2 separate regions of the Homo sapiens genome follow, and region 2 is linked to region 1. The links are chromatin loops, found by intact Hi-C in ENCODE. Cell type or tissue: mesothelial cell of epicardium. All regions are shown on one strand. Each heading gives the region's core, and the rest is flanking DNA. Links, peaks and the distances in the headings are about the cores only. Region 1 overlaps LINC00379 (long intergenic non-protein coding RNA 379). Region 2 holds the start of LOC105370313 (a long non-coding RNA gene).

Region 1 (9,128 bases), core at 2,694-7,693:
GTGGGACATGCAATCAATCTGCCTTGTCTGCTCTAATAGCTGATTTTCTTGAATGGGGATAGATTTAATCTGGTCCTTTGGGGTTGATTTTGAGGAGGAGGGCCAAAGCAAGGAAATCTTTCAACCTAGAATTTCATTACTGTTCAGCTGAACTATATATACTAAGGAGCCAGTCCAGTATGGGAACTGGGTAGGTGTTGACAGGAGCATCAAGAGGCAACCAGGGAAGGCCCAACATGCTAAGTAGACCTGATTATGGGAGTAGTTGGCTATATGTCCCAGCTAGGAAGACCCTTATCTTAGTAATATGCACCCACAGGGGGAAAGCATGGCCTTTAAAAACATTCATCAAACTAATATCTATAGGAATATTAATGTGATACTAGTGGCTACAGATACCTAGGAGTAGATGGTGACTGAGAGTTTGAAATAGAGGCCTGGATCTGTATTGACCTCGAGGCATATTCTGTATTTTTTTAAAGGTACATCTTGCTTTCTGCCACATTTTTAATTTTATTTTTTTGTAATTTGCCTCTTCCTTGGGAAAATGGGGTGCAAACATGAAGCAAAACACCATGATTAGCATAGGTAAAAGCATTTGATCAAAAGAATCTGATCAGACCGAGCGTGGTGGCTCACATTTGTAGTCCCAACACTTTGGGAGGCTGAGGCGGGTGGATCACCTGAGGCCAGGAGTTTGAGATCAGCCTGGCCAACACGGTGACACTCTGTCTCTACTAAATATACAAAAATTAGCCAGGCATGGGGGTGCATGCCTATGATCCCAGCTACTCAGGAGGCTGAGGCAGGAGAATCGCTTGAACCCTGGAGGCGAAGGTTGCCGTGAGCCGAGATCACACCACTGCACTCCAGCCTGGGCAACAGAGCAAGACTCTGTCAAAGAAAAAAAAGCATTTAATCAAAAGCACTTGATCAAATTATTTAGAGCAATAATTTTATATTGTATTTGTTTTGTGGAACTTTAATAAAATTACGGTCTTTGCTATGTTTATTGGTGAACTTTTATACTTTAGCGGCATTTTAAACATGTTATGTTTTAGCATTTGCAAGCATCTCAACCTCCTAGGTAGCCTCAACTATACTTTCATACATTCATATTGTTTTCATAAAGGGATACCGGTATTTGGTAATTTTTTTTATTACTGTGCTAAAGACTCAAGTCAGCTTTGTGTTTTTACAATCACGTGTGTAAATGAGACTTCATAGGCTAGTTGCTTTCCACTGGATTTAACTAGGTACTCTATACTTGAACAAGGTTGAATTTTTACATCTTTAAAAACCAAGGTGCTGTGGACTGAATTGTGCCCACCCCCCCATACTTGTATGTTGAAGCTCTGGCCCCACAGTGTGGCTATATTTGGAGGTAGAGCCTTCACAAAAATAATGAAGGTTGAATGAGGTCATAAGGGTGGAGCCCTGATTAGATTGGATTAGTATTCTTATAAGAAGAGACCTAGAGGTCGGGCACAGTGGCTCACGCCTGTAATTCCAGCACTTTGGAAGGCTGAGGTGGGTGGATCATCTGAGATCAGGATTGTGAGACCAGCCTGGCCAACAGGGTGAAACCCCATCTCCACTAAAAATGCAAAAAATTAGCTTGGCCTGGTGGCGGGCACCTGTAATCCTAGCTACTTGGAAGGCTAAGGCGGGAGAATCACTTGAACCTGGAAGGCGGAGGTTGCAGTGAGCCAAGATTGCGCCACTGCACTCCAGCCTGGGTAACAATAACAAAACTCCGTCTCAAAAAAAAAAAGACCTAGACTTTCTCTCTGTCCCTCTCATCTGTGAGGACACAGTGAGGAGGTCACCCTCCACAAACCAGGAAGGTGGCCCTCCCCAGCACCAGCCCATGCCGGTACCCTGATCTTGGACATTCAGCCCGCAGACCTGTGAGACAATAACTTCTATTGTTTAAACCACCCAATCTATGGTATTTAGTTATAGCAACTCGAGCTGACTAGTACACAAGGTTTCACTCTAGTAGATTACGCTGGTGTTGCTACATCTGTTCTTAATTTAATGGCAAGTGAGGTGTCTGAATGACTTGAAGTGGCCTTGAAACATGAGATAGGAATAAGTTTGAGGAAACAAATATTTGTTTGTGAATCAATAACATTTGTTTTTCATTGTCAGAGAGAGACTACCCAAGCCCCAAATGATTGCCTTTTCCAAAAATTACAATATGAGGTTTTTGGCAAAAAATTTTGTTTATTAAAGCACACAATACAGTACTGAAATGCTGTAATTTTCCATTAATTCTGGATTAAAAGAATCACATATTTTTAAACAGATTGAATGCTAAATGGAGAGCAACTTGTGAACATATCTGTTACGTAGGATTTTCTCTTTTAATAGAATTCATTTAGCCCCACCACAGCCAAGTAGTATTAGTAATGGCTGGGATCCAGGCCTGGAAATAGTATCATTCAATCAAAATGGATGCTGTAAGTCTAGTTTTTAAAATGGAAATCCACATGTATACATTTAGTTTGCATACCTTACTAAGAATGATGAGCAGGTAGCTGACCCATTATTAGGTGAACAAATAGCACTAACATTAACCAGCAATAAGCTTTTCCAACTTTATTTTGAGTGGATAAAGATTGATCCCAGTTTATGAATGGTTGCCCTGTTGTATCAAAGATGGGCATTATTTCTTTTAACAATTAGTAAAATATAATGTTCGCTATTTTGGATGCCTCATAGCCTTTATTACATATTTTTTAGCCTCCTCCTTATCTGACAGTTGGTGTAGTTTCCCCAGATATCTAACCTAGCACATATGTGAAGAATTGGCACTGTTTCCTACAAAGAACCATGCATGGGAATTTTTAAACAAACATTGATTGAAATGTACATATCTAAGCACCTACTCTGTGCCTGTCACTCTGCTTCAGGCTCAACCTACCACAAAAATTAAGCTTCTATTTTCTGTCTTCGAGGCACTGAAGGGCTCCTAGGGAAAGCAAACCTACACACAAACAGCTTCGGGTAGAGGTAGGGCTGAGGGAAGTGGACTAAAAATGGAACTAGCCTGCTTCAGCTTCTACCTGGAAGACTGCTGTGGCTCACATATGCCATATGAAAGACAGATCCTCCATACTTGTTTGCTTGATGCTTATAAATTATGCACATCTACAGAAAAGAGGGCAATCTTGCTTTGACCTCCAGTGATTTTAGCAAATCCCTTAAGCAAGTGCCTGGTTTTATATGAATAAGAAAAAATATCTTTCCCTCTCTCTACTCTTGACACCTTCCTATTCTCTTTCCCTACATTCTCCTGTCTCTTACTAATTCACAAAACTTCTAAGTACTCTCATACTGCCATTGTCTGGTAGGATAACAGGGTCCTCCACCATATGACCCTCTAGTGTAGAATGGAATCTTTTTTTCTGTAAGGGGCCATCTAGTAAATATTTTAGGCTTTGTGGGCATAGCCTTATCTGTTTGCTGCTTATATATAGTTCTTTTAAAATATGCACATTATTTTAGCTCTGTGGATGATATAGCATGGTGTAGACCAGACAACCCTCATTGGTTGTCAAACTTTAGTGTGCATCAGAATCATCTGGAGGGCTTGTTGAAACACAGATCACTGGGCCTCACCTCCAGAGTTCCTGATTCAGTCTGTCTGGGGTGTGACCTGAGAATCTGCGTTTCTCACCAGCTTCCAGGTTATGACGATACTGCTGGTCTTGGAACTGTGTTTTGAGAAGGCTTTTAGCAGCGCTTCTTAATCATAACGGTATCTTAGAATCACCAAAGGAATTAAAAAAAAAAGCAAAACAAAACTCCCCAAATTATGTCCAGGCTTCATCCCAGAGCATAAGAATGGTTTTTATATTTTTAAATGATTAATATATATCCAGGTCCTATCCCTGGTGCTGTGTGTACACTTGCGCTCATGTGCGCGCGCGCACACACACACACATACACACACACACACCCCTACATGGCTCCCTGGTGAATATTATGTGCAGTCAGGACGGAATACCATTGCTCTCTACCTTGCTCTAGAACCCCTCCTTCCTACAAAAGATATCTACTAAGTACCCTTTCAGGGATACCCTATGCTGTGTGCTGGGCAATACCTGATAAGCTAAGACATGTTTTTAAGTTATGGGTATAGAAGTTTAACTTCTATTACTCCAGGGTCTAGTCTGATCCCTTTCAACACACAGGTGCCCCCTGCCAGCAAGATCTCAAAGTCAAAGGGTCCTCGGGAGAAATAGTGGGATTAATAGAGTATATCTGGAGGCTCTATGTTTATTAGCACACTGAGACCTAAAGAGAAGAGAATTTTTAGTATAAAATAACTACGAGAAGTTTGTGGACTCCTTTTACTTGTTTTTAATGAATATATCCAAAAATGAAGGACAGGGTAAGGGGGGAGATTTGGTGGGAGAAGAGGGAGAGACAAGGGCAGGCTTAGGCTAAGTGGAGGTGGAGCGGATATATCCCAGTCACCTGGCAGGCCCTGGAGAAAACGAGACAGGAGAGTATCCATTTGATGCAGAAAGACATAGCACATATGTCTTCATTGTTCATTTCTCAGGGGAGGGATAGCATTAGGAGATATACCTAATGTAAATGACGAGTTAATGGGTGCAGCACACCAACATAGCACATGTATACATATGTAACAAACCTGCACGTTGTGCACATGTACCGTAGAACTTAAAGTATAATAAATAAATATATGTATGTATGTGTATATATATATATATATATATATATATATATATGGAAAGACATAGCACATAAAATGCCATCTGTGGGGAGCGGCTGGGTCCCGCAGAGGGTGAGCACATGGATGTGCGCATGCCTGCTTGGCGGTGTGTGTGCGCGATCTCAGAAGGGCAATGATGTAATCACTTGAAAATTTCGCCCAGGGTTGATGTTTCTCTTGGACTACTGTTTCCAGGTGTGCATGTGTGGGAGTGAATGGGGTATGACTCTTTCTAGAAGCCCGATCCTTTGATTTTTCTTTTCCAACCCAGTTTGGAAGGGGCCATCAGGAATGTTCAAAGTCAAAAGGGCGGCAGGGCGGTGGCTCCTCCTCCCACTGTTTCAGGGAGCATCTGGGAGGAGAGCTGCAGAAAGATCGAGAAGAGTGGGAAGGATGGAAGGATCGAAGGGGAGAAGGAAGAGGAGAGGGAATGGGATAAGAAATAAAGGGGAAAGGAAGCCCAGAGGTGCCTGCACCCCTGCGCCCCGCCCTCCTTCCTGGGCTAGCGCGTCCCTTTCGCTTGGGCCCGCGGCTCCCGGCGCACAAGATTGCGCTGAGCTGGGTGAGATCCGGCCAGCGGGGACCACCAATGCCGGGCTCGCCGTTTCCCCGTGGGAGTCTGGGAGGCCCCAGACTCAGTTGTGAACGCAGATTGTCCGTTCCTGGGCGGAGGGCAGTCCCAGCGTCCCCTCGGGGCTGGGCACTGCGCGCTCGCGGAGGACGCGCCCAGCGGCGGACATAGAGGCGCTCCCAGGCCCGCGGGCACCGGGGCAAGCGCCCGAGGAGAGGCGCCGTCCACCGGACGTGGAAAACAACAGAAGATCGGCCCTTTCGCTTCTTCTCCCTTCTTGCTGGCCCTTTACCCTTCCTTCCGGGTTGTGCCGGAGGAGCTGGTCTCCCTTGTCAAGGCGCCCGGGGCCGGCGAGGGACAGTGCACACCGGGGGTTCCCGGGAAGGGGCTATGAGTGGGTGGGGTGACTGGGCGGCTCTGTCGGACTCTAGCTTAGGTTTGGCCCTGGCCGCCAGCTCAATGCTGTGCTTCAGGGAGTGAAGCCAGAGCCTTTAATTTCGGCAAAACTTGACTGAGCCACTTTGGAAAGACACTGGGGATGGGGTGGGGTGGAGCTGATGAGTGGCTTCGGAACAGAAGGCAATGCCGCTTGCCATAACACCTCCTGTTCTTGGGCTCACGATGTGTAACTCTCATCAGATCATTGTCATCAGAAGATGGAAAGTAAACGGGACATTTGGGGTTTAAGATCGCCAGTCTATAGTCTGTAAAAGCCCACCTGACGTTGCGTTGTCCATGGTCACCGTCAAATCCTAAAGCAGCGTAATAATTTGAGAGGCTGCTGAAAGGGCTGTGTGGAAAGCCTTCCCACAGTGAGGCTTAATCCTTTCTTCCTCTGGACTATTATAGTACGTTGTTATTCTTTCCCGATGATACCATGCCAAATTAGAAGCTCACTTCCAATTTATCTTTATAGACAGAGTGCCTGGGCACAGGAAAGACTCACAAAATATCGTGGAATGACTGTCCTCTTGCAGTGGTTCTCAAACTTGAGCATTCGCGTCAGAATATCCTGGAGGCATTGCTAAAGCAGTCCTGGGCCTCACCTTTGGAATCCTGATTCAGTAGGCTTGGGGTGGACCCTGAGAATCTGCATTTCTAACAAGTTCCCAGGTGATCCCGATGCCGCTGATTTGGAGACCACATTTTGAGAGCCACTGCCCTAGGGATTGATTTGCCAGCTTTGCTGCACATTAACATCAGAATCACCTTCGAAGCATTCAAACCAAAGCAAACGAACAACGAAGTGTGCCCAAGCCCCAGTGCCAGATATTCTGAATTAATAGTTTTTGCTGGCTAGAAATTGGATTTGGTGGCCGGGCGCGGTGTCTCACGCCTGTAATCCCAGCACTTTGGGAGGCTGAGGCGGGCGGATCATGAGGTCAGGAGATTGAGACCATCCTGGCTAACACGGTGAAACCCCGTCTCTACTAAAAATAAAAATTAAAAAAAAAAAAAAATTAGCCAGGCGTGGTGGCGGGCGCCTGTAGTCCCAGCTACTGAGGAGGCTGAGGCAGGAGAATGGTGTGAACCCGGGAGGCGGAGCTTGCAGTGAGCCGAGATCGCGCCACTGCACTCCAGCCCGGGCGACAGAGCGAGACTCTGTCTCAAAAAAAAAAAAAAAAAAAAAAAAAAAGAAATTGGTTTTGGTGTCATCCTCAGGTGATTGAATCTGCTTCCAGGGCCGAGCACCCATGCTGTGGCGTCAGCAAGTGCCACCATTAGAACCGCCTGTTTAGATTAAGAATAGAGTTAATAGATACACCCACTACCTCATTAATAGGGATAAGTTTGATTGATTTGCTTATCCTGAGAAAATGGCAAATGGTACAAATGCAGTCTTATGTGAAAGGCGTTGTGAAAAGAAGCAAGGTCTGTCTTGCAGGCAGATGATCCGAAGAGGGGATAAAGTAAGGAGAAGGATACTTAAGCAGAGGTGACCTAATTACCAATGATATTCTCGTGTGGGCCTGCAATTCATCCCAACTGCATCCCGACTCCTTAAGCCTTCTTTTCCCAATTAGCCAAGAAACCTGGTTTATGGAGTTGTGATTTAATTCTAGCAGAAAGGAAGTCATTATTTGACAGTGGGCGATATTTCTCTAACATCTTATGTGCCTAATCATATTTGAAGTAATGAGCAACAGGAAGGACCTAGAATCCCAGGTAGGAATAGCAAAAATAATAGGTAACTGTAGGTGTGAATTAAAGGTACATCTAAGCCCCAAGATTTAGAACACTGGGGAGACTTAGAGATTCTGTAGGTCTGTAGAAGACATGCTGCTGTCGTGGCATAGGTGGTCCCAGTGGGAGGGGAGTTCCATAAACCTTAATTTGCATTCACTTTTCCAATCTGCAAGTTGCCCTGCTATTGCAATGTGTTTTCTTACCAATCTGATAGTTGACATATAACCTCTCATTTTCGTTTTGAGTTGAAATTTTGAATTGCTACTGAAGCTGAAATCTTTATATGCCCACCGTCGATTTTAACTGATTATGCTATGATGTGATTATTCTAATCCTTTATTTATGTTTCTATTGGTACCTCTTTTTCTAAATAACTTGTAAGAACTTTAGGTGTCTTAAAGACATGGATATCTTCTGTATACATTTTCCAAATTTTCATCACTTTCCTGTGATAAATGCTCTGATATTTATTTATTTTTTTCATGTAAGCCATTTTTTGGTCTGGAAATAATTTTGCTATATCAAATGAGGTAGAGATTGGTTTTTGCTGCTTTTTCCAAATGGAGAACTAGTTATTCCAGCACCATTAACCCCTAATCTTTTTTCTTGATCTGAGATGCTGCCTTAACCTATACATATATACATACATGTATGTGTGTATATATATAAAATTTGTGTGTGTATATATGTGCTTATATATGTGTGTGTATATATATGTGTATATGTGTTTATGTGTGCATATATGTATGTGTATATGGGTATGTGTGTATATCTGTGTATAAATGTGTGTGTATGTGTATATATATGTGTGTGTATATGTGTGTGTGTGTGCGTGTATATGTGTGTGTATTCTGTCTCATCTTGTTATCTGTCTGTTCTCTGGCCAGTATCTCCCTTTAAAAAACGATTGTAGTTTTTCGAAAGCATTTTAATATTTCAAAGGGCAAGGACCTCCTTATTATTATTTTTAAAATTCTGGTCTATTCTAGCTCACTTATAATTCCAACCGAAATAAGAAATTGCTTTGCCATATACGCTTTCCTCTCAAAACTTATAATTATGATAACTTGGAACAACTGCAGATGTTCAAGGATGTCATTCAGATGAAGGGAACAGCCTCAAGGAAAATATATCACTGGGAAAGCACAGCTCACGTAAGTTTGTTTAACAGGTACAAATGAAATTTGCTTATTTTTGGTCCAGAATGGCAAGGTATTGAATATTCAAAGCTGTTTTTAATTAATAAATTAGTATAAAGTTAATTAACTAACTGACAAATGTGGATATCTAGGCTGTATAGGGCATATTATTTGGGATAAAACTAAACTTCAAGAGACAGTCTTAAAGAATATAGAAGATGGTTCCTTGCTCAGAGGATAGTTGCAGGTCAGTAGGGTGACTCTACTCCTTGAAGTTAATTTGGTATCTAGATTTCTGCTAATTTCATGTTCCGGCATTGATATTGTTTGGCTCTGTGTCCCCATCCAAATCTCATCTTGAATTGTAAGCCCCACATTTTCAGGGAGGGAGGTGATTGGATCATGGGGGCGGTTCCCCTCCTGCTATTCTCGTGATAGTGAGCTCTCATAAGATCTGATGGTTTTATAAGTTTTTGACAGT
Region 2 (9,128 bases), core at 1,470-6,469, 66 kb before region 1:
TCCTATAATCCCAGCTACTCTGGAGGTTGAAGTGGAAGGATCACTTGAGCCCAGGAGTTGGAGGGTGCTGTGAGCTAAGATTGTGCTATTGCACTCCAGCCTGGGTGACGGCGTGAGATCCTACCAAAAATAAATAAATGAATAAATAAATAAAAGTGATGAAGGCCTTTCCAAGGAGATACAATTGAGGCAGAATCTGAATGAAGTGGATGAGGGGAAGGGTATCTGTGTGTGTTTGTGGAAGGACATCTCCTTCAGAGGGCAGTTAATGTGAAGGGCATGGAAGCAGAAGTTTGCTTGGTGTTTTCCAGGAACAGGCGTGAGGCTGGAGTGCATGAACAAGAGCAGCAGAGTGTGGTTGGAGATATGGCTGGAGAGGAAACCTGGTGTCAGATAATGAAGAACCTTGTAAAACCTGACAATAACTTTGGATTTCACTGGCTATGGGAGGTCCTTGTACTGAGGTGGTGGTGATGGCGGTAGTGGGCATAGCCAGATTTGGTTTATATTTGAGTTGGAGCTGTCAGAATTTGCTGATAAATGTGGAGTATGAGGGAAAGGGAGGCATTAAAGATAACTCCAGGTTTTTGGTGAAGGCAACTGGAAAAATGGAGCTGCTGTTTATTGAGACAGATAAGAAGTAGAGGTTTTAACTTTCTGAAGCAGACACAGGGAGAGGGAGGCTTTTGCTTTGAAGGTAGGAGCTATATCAGTGTGTGTGTATGCTAAAGGAAGTGATCCTCAAGTGTGGGAATGATTAAAGGTGCAGAAAAGAGGGGATAATTACAGGAGTGCTCCTTTATTTGGTGAGAAGAGCTATGAACCCGTACAGGTGAAGTGGTTGCCTTAGATAGTTCACCCCATGTGCAAGGAGGAGCTGTAAGGGTATAAAAGTCAGATGCAGAAAAACTGGTATATTTGAAGCTGGGAGTACATCAAAGCTGTTTTTGATGCCTTCTATGTTAATTGATGAATCAATAAAGATGTAATGTTTCTGAGTTATTGCAGGAGGCTATGAAGAAACCTTGAGTAGCCTGGCAGCCTAAGGGTAGGTTCTGAAGCCAGAGAGATTTAGGAATTGATTCTCAGGTCCTCCGCTTAGTGGTTGTGCAGTTTTGGAAAAAGTAATATCTCCGAGTCTCATTTAGAAAAAGAGAAAAAGAAAAGGCCACCATTTATGAGCCAGTCGACCATCTGAGAACCAGGAATTTGTGTTAAAGCTTTACATGAATTATTTCATTTCATCTTTATAACATATATATAAACCAAGTATTATTTATCTCCATATCTTGATGATGTGAAAAACCAAATTTGGGAAGGCTATAAGGATCTTGATTAGGACCACATATCGGATGAGTGACAGAGGCAAAATGCCTCTGGGGAGGCAGACCCCAGATCTCATGCTCTTAAATACTAAATTAAATTACTCATTAATAAACATCATGGAAATATCAGCCTTTGAATGAAATATCTGAAAATGTCTAGGACAGCTTTGGGTCTCCTCCATCATATGCCGGTGCTAGGCAAAATTCTGAGATGGCCCTCAATGTTCTCTGCCCTCTGGTGCATGTAGCCTGTATAGCCCCTGGATTTGTGAATACGAAGATTTCGGTCTGTAATTATATTATGTTCTATGGTACAGTTGACCTTTAAAAAGGAAGATAGGCCAGGTGCGGTGGCTCACACCTATAATCCTAGTACTTCAGGAGGCTGAGTAGGAGGATTGCTTGAGCCCAGGAGTTTGAGACCAGCCTGGACAACATGGCAAGATCCTGTCTCTACAAAAAAAATTAAAAATTAGCTGGGTGCAGTGGCACACGCCTGTGGCCCCAGCTACTTGTGAGGCTGAGGCAGGAGGATCACTTGAGCCCAGGAATGCAAGGCAGCAGTGAACTATGATCACACCACCGCATACCAGCCCGATTGACAAAAATGTATGTGGCCTCAAGGACCACACAATGGCCCTGGGTGGCCTCTAGGAGCTAGAAAACCCTCGGCTGACAACCATCAAGGAAACGTGGACATCAATCCCACCGCCACAAGTAGCTGAATTCTTCCACTATCCTGAATAGCTTAGAAGTGGAATTTTCCCCAAAGCTTCCAGATAACAACTCCATTTGGCCAACACCTCAATTTCAGTCTTGTAAGAACCTGAATAGAGAACTCAGTCACAGACTTCTGACCCACAGAACTGTGAGCTAATAAATGGCCATGGCTTCAAGTCACTACAATTGTGGTAATTTACCACGCAGCAAGAGAAGCATAATACAATATCTCAAAGATTGTTGTGATGATCAAGTACCCAGTATTCCTACTTACTTATCAAATGGAGGTAGGAGACCAGCAGCACTTGTTTTCTGGTCAGAATTCTGCTGACCAAAACAGGATCTGGTCTAGACAGGATGAAATGAAGAAACTGTCAGGAACCAGCAGATGATGAAAAAAGAGATCCCAAGGTGCTCATTGCTCATTAGCATAAGACACTCCTATCAGCACCATGACAGTTTACAAGTGTCATGGCAATGACCTGGAGTTACCACCCCTTTTCATGGCAACAACCTTGGCATTACCACCCCATTTCTAGAAAGTTCTAAATAACCCACTCCTCAATTTGTATCAACCTACCCCTTAATTTGCATGCAATTGGAAGTGGATTTACGTGACTATAAATGCGGTTACCAAGAGCCCATATGTGGCCAACTCTGGGCGCACTGCCTCCGAGTTAGCCCTGCTCTACAAGGGGCAGTACCATTCAGTGAAAAAGTGCTCTCTAACACCACTGGCTTACCCTTGAATTCGTTCCTGGGTAAAGCCAAAAACCCTCCCTGGCTAAGCCCCAACTTGGGCTTGCCCATCCTGCAACAAAACCATAGTAATTTTCTTGAGAAAGCATTCATTTTCAGTCAGATTTCATTCACTTGAGAATGGAGATCTAAAATAGCAGAAAAGCCTCAAAAGAGCAACTGGTATGGGAAGCTGAACAGATCTGGAAGAAAGCCCAGATGTGAGGAACACAGGAGGAGGTGGTGTGTTGGAAACCCACACATGAGCCATGGGGAAATAGGAGTGGCTATTAAGGATCCTCAGCAAGTTCACACTCCAGAGGTTCTTGCTGTGGAACCTAAGGCTGAAACTAAAAGGTGGTTCTTACAGTGGAGGGAAGGTATTTAGGGTGGATAGAGCCAAAGCAAACTTGTGTGGTTGCATTTCACACTGGCTTTGCCCTTAATATATATTTTTTTCTAATTAGACTCTAATATTTAGTCACCTAGGTTCAAAGCAATGCCATTATTTTTGTTGCTGTTGTTCTTGTTTTTGAGATGGAGTCTTGCTCTGTTGCCCAGGCTGGAGTGCAGTGGCGCGATCTCGGCTCACTGCAAGCTCGGCCTCCCGGGTTCACGCCATTCTACTGCCTCAGCCTCCTGAGTAGCTGGGACTACAGACACCCGCCACCACGCCTGGCTATTTTTTTTTTTTAGTAGAGACGGGGTTTCGCTGTGTTAGCCAGGATGGTCTCAATCTCCTAACCTCGTAATCCACCCGCCTGAGCCTCCCAGAGTGCTGGGATTACAGGCGTGAGCCACCGCGCCAGAGCAATGCCATTATTTTTAAGTCAGTCCTTCTACAAGTCATTGAGTCTGATTAATGATGCCTTCAAATATTTCTTACATTTCCATTTCTTCTACTTGCTCCTTATATTAAAACTTTGTCTTCTGGTAATTGGTTTGCTGTTGCAAACACTTCCTTGGCCATTACCCAGGCCATTTCTGTGCATCAGACTGGTCTTACCCAAACCTTTCACTCCTCGTGGCATTTCCTTGCTCGTACCTTCTCTGCCCAGGACTCTATCTTGCCTAGAACTTTGAGTCTTTTGGTCTGTCTCGATTCATGTATGAGGAAACTGAAGTCAATGCAGTGCACTTGTTAGAGCAGCAAACAGGGCCAAAGGAAGGCCTAGAACAAGATCTCCTGATTTAGCTCAGTGTTTTTCTCCATTACACTATTCATACTTCTCACAATGGCTTCAAGGCTTTTCTCATTTATTTCTAGCCTTACCCCTCCACCTTTGCTGTCTTTACTCCTCATTGTGAATCATCCACTCCAGGCAGCCCCATTTCCCATCTGTCCTGTGAATGTGTCAGACTTACCTTATTCCACCCAGTGGATGCCCTCTTTTCTCCTTTGCCTTTCTAATGATGGTGTTTATGCTTGCCTGTCACTCTACCAACACAGATTTCTTCTTTCTCTGAATTCTGCCAGCATTCACTGTTTGTATCACTCATTAAAACATAAAGTTTACAAACCACCTTATTTGGTTGTAAATGTTTCATGGGTGCCTGTCTTATTTTCCAAGAAGATTATACATTCCCAGACGATATCCATGGTTTCCCTTTTATTTGTCGCCAGCTCTATGCCTTGTACAGCATAAATAAATAATATATTGAACTAAATTGGTCTTAGTGTTCTGCACTGTTTACAGATTAAATCATGAACATTTACTGAGGGCCTATTAGGTATTAGTCAGGGGATAAATCTCTCCTCAAAAGGAGCCCACACTCTAATGGGGAATTTAGGCAAGTGAATTGCTCCAAAGTTGTATGATAAACACATTGTGTGGAGAGTTTTGAGGTTATGCTACTCCAAATACCAATCCAATTATTACAGAAAAGTGAGATGTCATGGCTGGTCTTGCTCTTGGCATGGCTTTTCTCCAGATGAGACTGATGATTCATGCAGGGATTTTATCCATGCTACATGTTACATTAGTTCCATGCTGTAGACAGTTGAACACACTCAGAGAACTAAAATATATTGCAGCAAAGCCACATTTTAAGGACTTTGCTGTAGCGTGGATTCAATTATTCTGGGTAAATAACCTATCTGATTAGATGCCCTACTGTATTTTCATTTGCAAAGTTCTCTGATCCAGATCCAGTTAATTAAAAATCGATTTTCAACCTGATCTTTTTCATTTTAAACAAATATGCCCTTACCATCTTGTGAACAATTTAAAGTTTGGAATGTTGGCCCTTCAGAAACATGTTGAACTTCATTATAATAAATTATGTTGCTTTGACACTGGCTACAAATGACAACAAATCTTTTTCACATAATACTTTCTAAAAAAGCAAAATAAATAAATAAATAAATAAATATAAATGAGAAAGACTGAAAAGTCCAGTTGACAAATTGCAACCGGTCTGCACTAGGATAATTTAGTACATCATTCAGTATCACTGAAATGTAAAGGAGCTTTGTTAGGATTTAAAAAATTGAGGACTTGGATTCCTACCCAGTTGCAGTAACACAGGGTAGCATTGTTAGTTCTGATTCAAGTGCAACTGATCAAAAGGTTATTGAATATTCCTTGTCTCTCTGCCAACTCTGAATGTCTTCTCCCTGACTGGAATATTTGGATCCTGTTGTTCATTAATGCTTATCTTACATTCCACTCACTATCATTATCTACCTTTCTCAGTAATTAGCTAATTATATTTTGAGATAATTAGTTTAATGAAAGTGTGGGAAGTATGCAGTAAGAATCTAAGTGATACTGTCATGACCTCTACATGTAGATTAAGCAAAAAGTAAGGGACACAAAATATACAAAAATAAGGAACACTTACAATATTATGCAAGTTCAAACGATGGTGTGTACTTTAGTGAAATATCTCAGATAAACTCTAGTCTCCTTTTTGTTTCTATGACTCCTTGAGAGTATATAATGGTCCATTGCATGTTAGAGATATGAAATTATTGTTTCAAGCCATTAAGGCAGCTTTTTGGCCCTATAGTGGTAATTTATGTGTTTTGTTTATGGATTTCTCAAATACAAATAAAGAAATGCAGGAATTTAGGAAAATGAAGTGAAATAAGATGAGTAAAGTAGTTTTCTTAGTAGAGGCAACATAGCCACACTTGTAGAACTCTATTCTTTAAAAAAGAGCATATTAAAAAAAAAGAGCAAGTTGAAAGTAAAACTAAATGCTTATTTATTACCTTGTGATCTATTTATTTGTAGCTGTGTATGTATGAATTTATGTATGTATGTCCTTGAATGTGGCACTTTGCAGTTTGCTATGGAAGAAAAAAAGAATATTAGACACGATTTCCATCTATAAGGAGGTTATTCCTCCTTAATGGCAGTTATGAGAACGTACCTCTCAGTTCCCCAACTCTGGGGGTATTGAGTATGACTGACTGTGTTAGTCCATTCTCTCACTGCTACGAAGAAATACCCGAGACTAGGTAATATATAAAGGAAAGATGTTTAATTGACTCACAGTTCCACATTCCAGGGGAGGCCTCAGGAAACTTACAATCATGGTGGAAAGCAAAGGAAAAGCAGGCTTCTTCTTCGCAGGGCGGCAGGAAGGAGTGAATGCAAACAGGGGAAATGCCAGACGCTTATAAAACCATTAGGTCTCATGAGAACTCACTATCACGAGAACAGCATGGAGGAAACTGCCTCCATGATCCTATTATCTCCATCTAGTCCCACCCTTGACACATGGGGATTATGGGGATTACAACTTGAGGTAAGATTTGGGTGGGGACACAAAGCCAAACCATATTACTGACCAAGGACCTCTGCTGTTGTGCTTTGAAGGCCATCATTGCCACATTTGCACTGTGCATAAGGAAAATGATACACTTATCACAGCCTTCCAAGCTACACTTAAATTCTCTACACTTCCTAGTGACTGTTCTCAGCCGATAACTGAGTACAGTTGAGATACTAAAACAGCTTATTCCCAGAAAACATGAGACTCCTAAGATAGCCCAATTTGGATTACGGACTCTCCATGAATATTACTGGACCTTCCTCTGACTGCATCACAGTCTAAGATGATTCCACCCAAGCTTCCTTCCCACTCTTCTTCCTTCGGGATCAGACTTGCATTGTATGTGAATAGTTCTTCCAGCCTCCCCTGGCTTGCCCCTTATTTTCCTGTGCAGGCACATTTTCCCCAGTAAAAATCCTCACTTGCTTAATCTTGTCTTGACATATTATCTTGGAGGACACAGACTAACATGCTAGATGAAGAAATCAAATATTACTCAGGAAAAAATTAAAAACAACATTATCAGTAAGTACAAAAGAAGAGGAAATGGACAACACAGTGGAAGAGGTCACAAAATGACATAAAGTACTTGATTCAGATAGGTAAAAAGGGGCTGATATAGAAATTATAATGCATAACATATTTTGGGAATGGTAGGCATCCTAATTGAATGGAATACGGAAGAACTGAGGATATGTTGGAAAGGTTTATTGAAGTCAGATTATGGAGGAACTTGAATACCATGCTGAAGAATTTGGCTGGTCTTTTTTCTCTACATTTCTTTTGAAAATGTGGCAGCAGTGGAGCTCCAAGGATTTGAGAATGCTGGACACCAGCTGGCATTTTCTTTCTCAGACTATCAGTATAGAGGCAGGACTAATGTCTAGTGGAGTTCAGCAGCCCAGGAAGAAAGCTGTGAAAAGGAATTTTAACTCTGGACTGGGATTTGCAATCCTAACCCCTTTGTAGTTTCCCAGTGAGCTAAAAACATAACTACACATGCGTGCAACAGATTGCTTTTGAGAATCAGATTTCAGTTCTGCACAAGAACAAGCAAAGGAGCTTCTTTCACTTCTTTCTTCTAGAAATGTGGTAACAATGAGCAGTTATGGGGCTAGAGTTGAAAGGTTTTGATTGGCAATCCAAAATAGGGTTTGTTTGGCAATGAATGTGCTTAAAAAATGCAGAAATTTAACATTAAAATATAATTTTATGACCGTCCTTGAATAATGAGTTTATGTGAACAAATTTTTATTCTTGCATGGTCACAAAACTAGATTTGAGTAGCAATCCCTCTGTTTAGATAGGGTAAGCATTCTTTGGTGCACCACAATCCCCGCTCAACCCTATCGTCTAACATCTGTTTCATGTTGTAAATCTATAGTCCTGTCCAGTGTTTGTAATTTTTGAGTGTATGACCCCAATCTAAACCTACACTTAAACTTCCGCTTTTTAGATCCTCCCACATTAGAGTGGAAGCCTCATACCAGCTCAGTCACATGGGCAGGGTGTTTTGATTTTGGGCAATTACTTTGTGTATATGAGTTAAAACAGCTGAAATGCATTGGATGCCAGGGAAATTTGCTGTGAGATTTTCTTGTTGATCAAGACATAGAAGGCTAACATTTTCTACTAAGCTCCAAGAGGAATGAATTGACGATCATGGCAACTGAGCTTCCATGCAATGATTGTTGAGAACAATGGCTGGGGAGTCTCGCTCCAAGGAATAACCTGAATACTTTCTTCCTCTACAGGTGCTGAGGAACATCAAGCATTACCTGAAAACAAGTGCTCTCAAACTATTCAATGTTATCACGTTATATGTCTATGTTATGTGAGAGCTTGCATAATCTTCCTCTAAAGGTTCAAAAACTTTTATTTAAAGACCACAGGAGCCACCCACTCTGTGTCTCAAACCACGAGGCTCATACTTGATTTCTGTAGTCATGGCACCTACCTTACAGATCCATAGATTGGAAATCAGCAAACTTTTTCTATGAAGTAGCAGATAATAAACATTTCCAGTTTTGTGGGCCATACAATCTTTGTCACAACTATTCAACTTGGCCCTTATAGTGTGAAAGCATTCATAGACATTATGTAAATGAAGGAGCGTGGTTGTGTTCCAATAAAACTTTATTTACAAAAACAGGCCGTGGATAGGATTTGGCCTGCAAATATAGTTTGCCAACACTGCCACGGAGCATAAGGAAAAGGATACACTTATCACAGCCTTCCAAGCTACAGTTAAATTCTCCAAGAATTTAGGAAGTGTTAAAACTCCAGCCACCACTCCATGTATTCCAGGTCCCTTCCCTCTCTGGTTAAAATGTAAGCTTCTCCATATTTCTACAATCTGCTTCCAAGAAAACTCTCATTTTTTTCTTCCTAACTTGCTCATGAACTCTCTAAGAATTTTGTCCTTCCTAAGCCTCTGTAGTTTCTTGGCCTTACCAAAAGCCTGGTTCTCCCCCTGAGTACACCACCTCTATAGCCTGTGTAAGTGAATGGAACATCCGGAACCTGGACTTTCAGGTCATTGACCCACTCATGCTCCAATAG

What was found. Peaks named below come from ENCODE experiments on the same cell type or tissue, not always from the same donor. Only the 100,000 strongest peaks of a DNase experiment are listed, where the experiment ranks them.
Region 2: a loop joins it to region 1, with 13 times the contacts of the local background. A loop is called at or near these places in 5 of 110 quality-filtered maps.

The regions. Positions count from the first base shown.
Region 1 is chr13:91,171,569-91,180,696 of GRCh38, reverse strand. All of the region lies in intron 2 of LINC00379 (long intergenic non-protein coding RNA 379), which reads left to right. Among named protein-coding and RNA genes, the nearest start is that of LINC00379, 36 kb to the left of the region's middle. In mesothelial cell of epicardium, for the core only: no CTCF peak of the experiment used is centred there; a DNase peak (open chromatin) is centred at 5,486.
Region 2 is chr13:91,236,732-91,245,859 of GRCh38, reverse strand. LOC105370313 (a long non-coding RNA gene) reads right to left here and starts at 4,219. Exons shown (of 3, transcript XR_931641.2): 1 at 4,149-4,219; 2 at 2,320-2,393. In mesothelial cell of epicardium, for the core only: no CTCF peak of the experiment used is centred there; no DNase peak of the experiment used is centred there.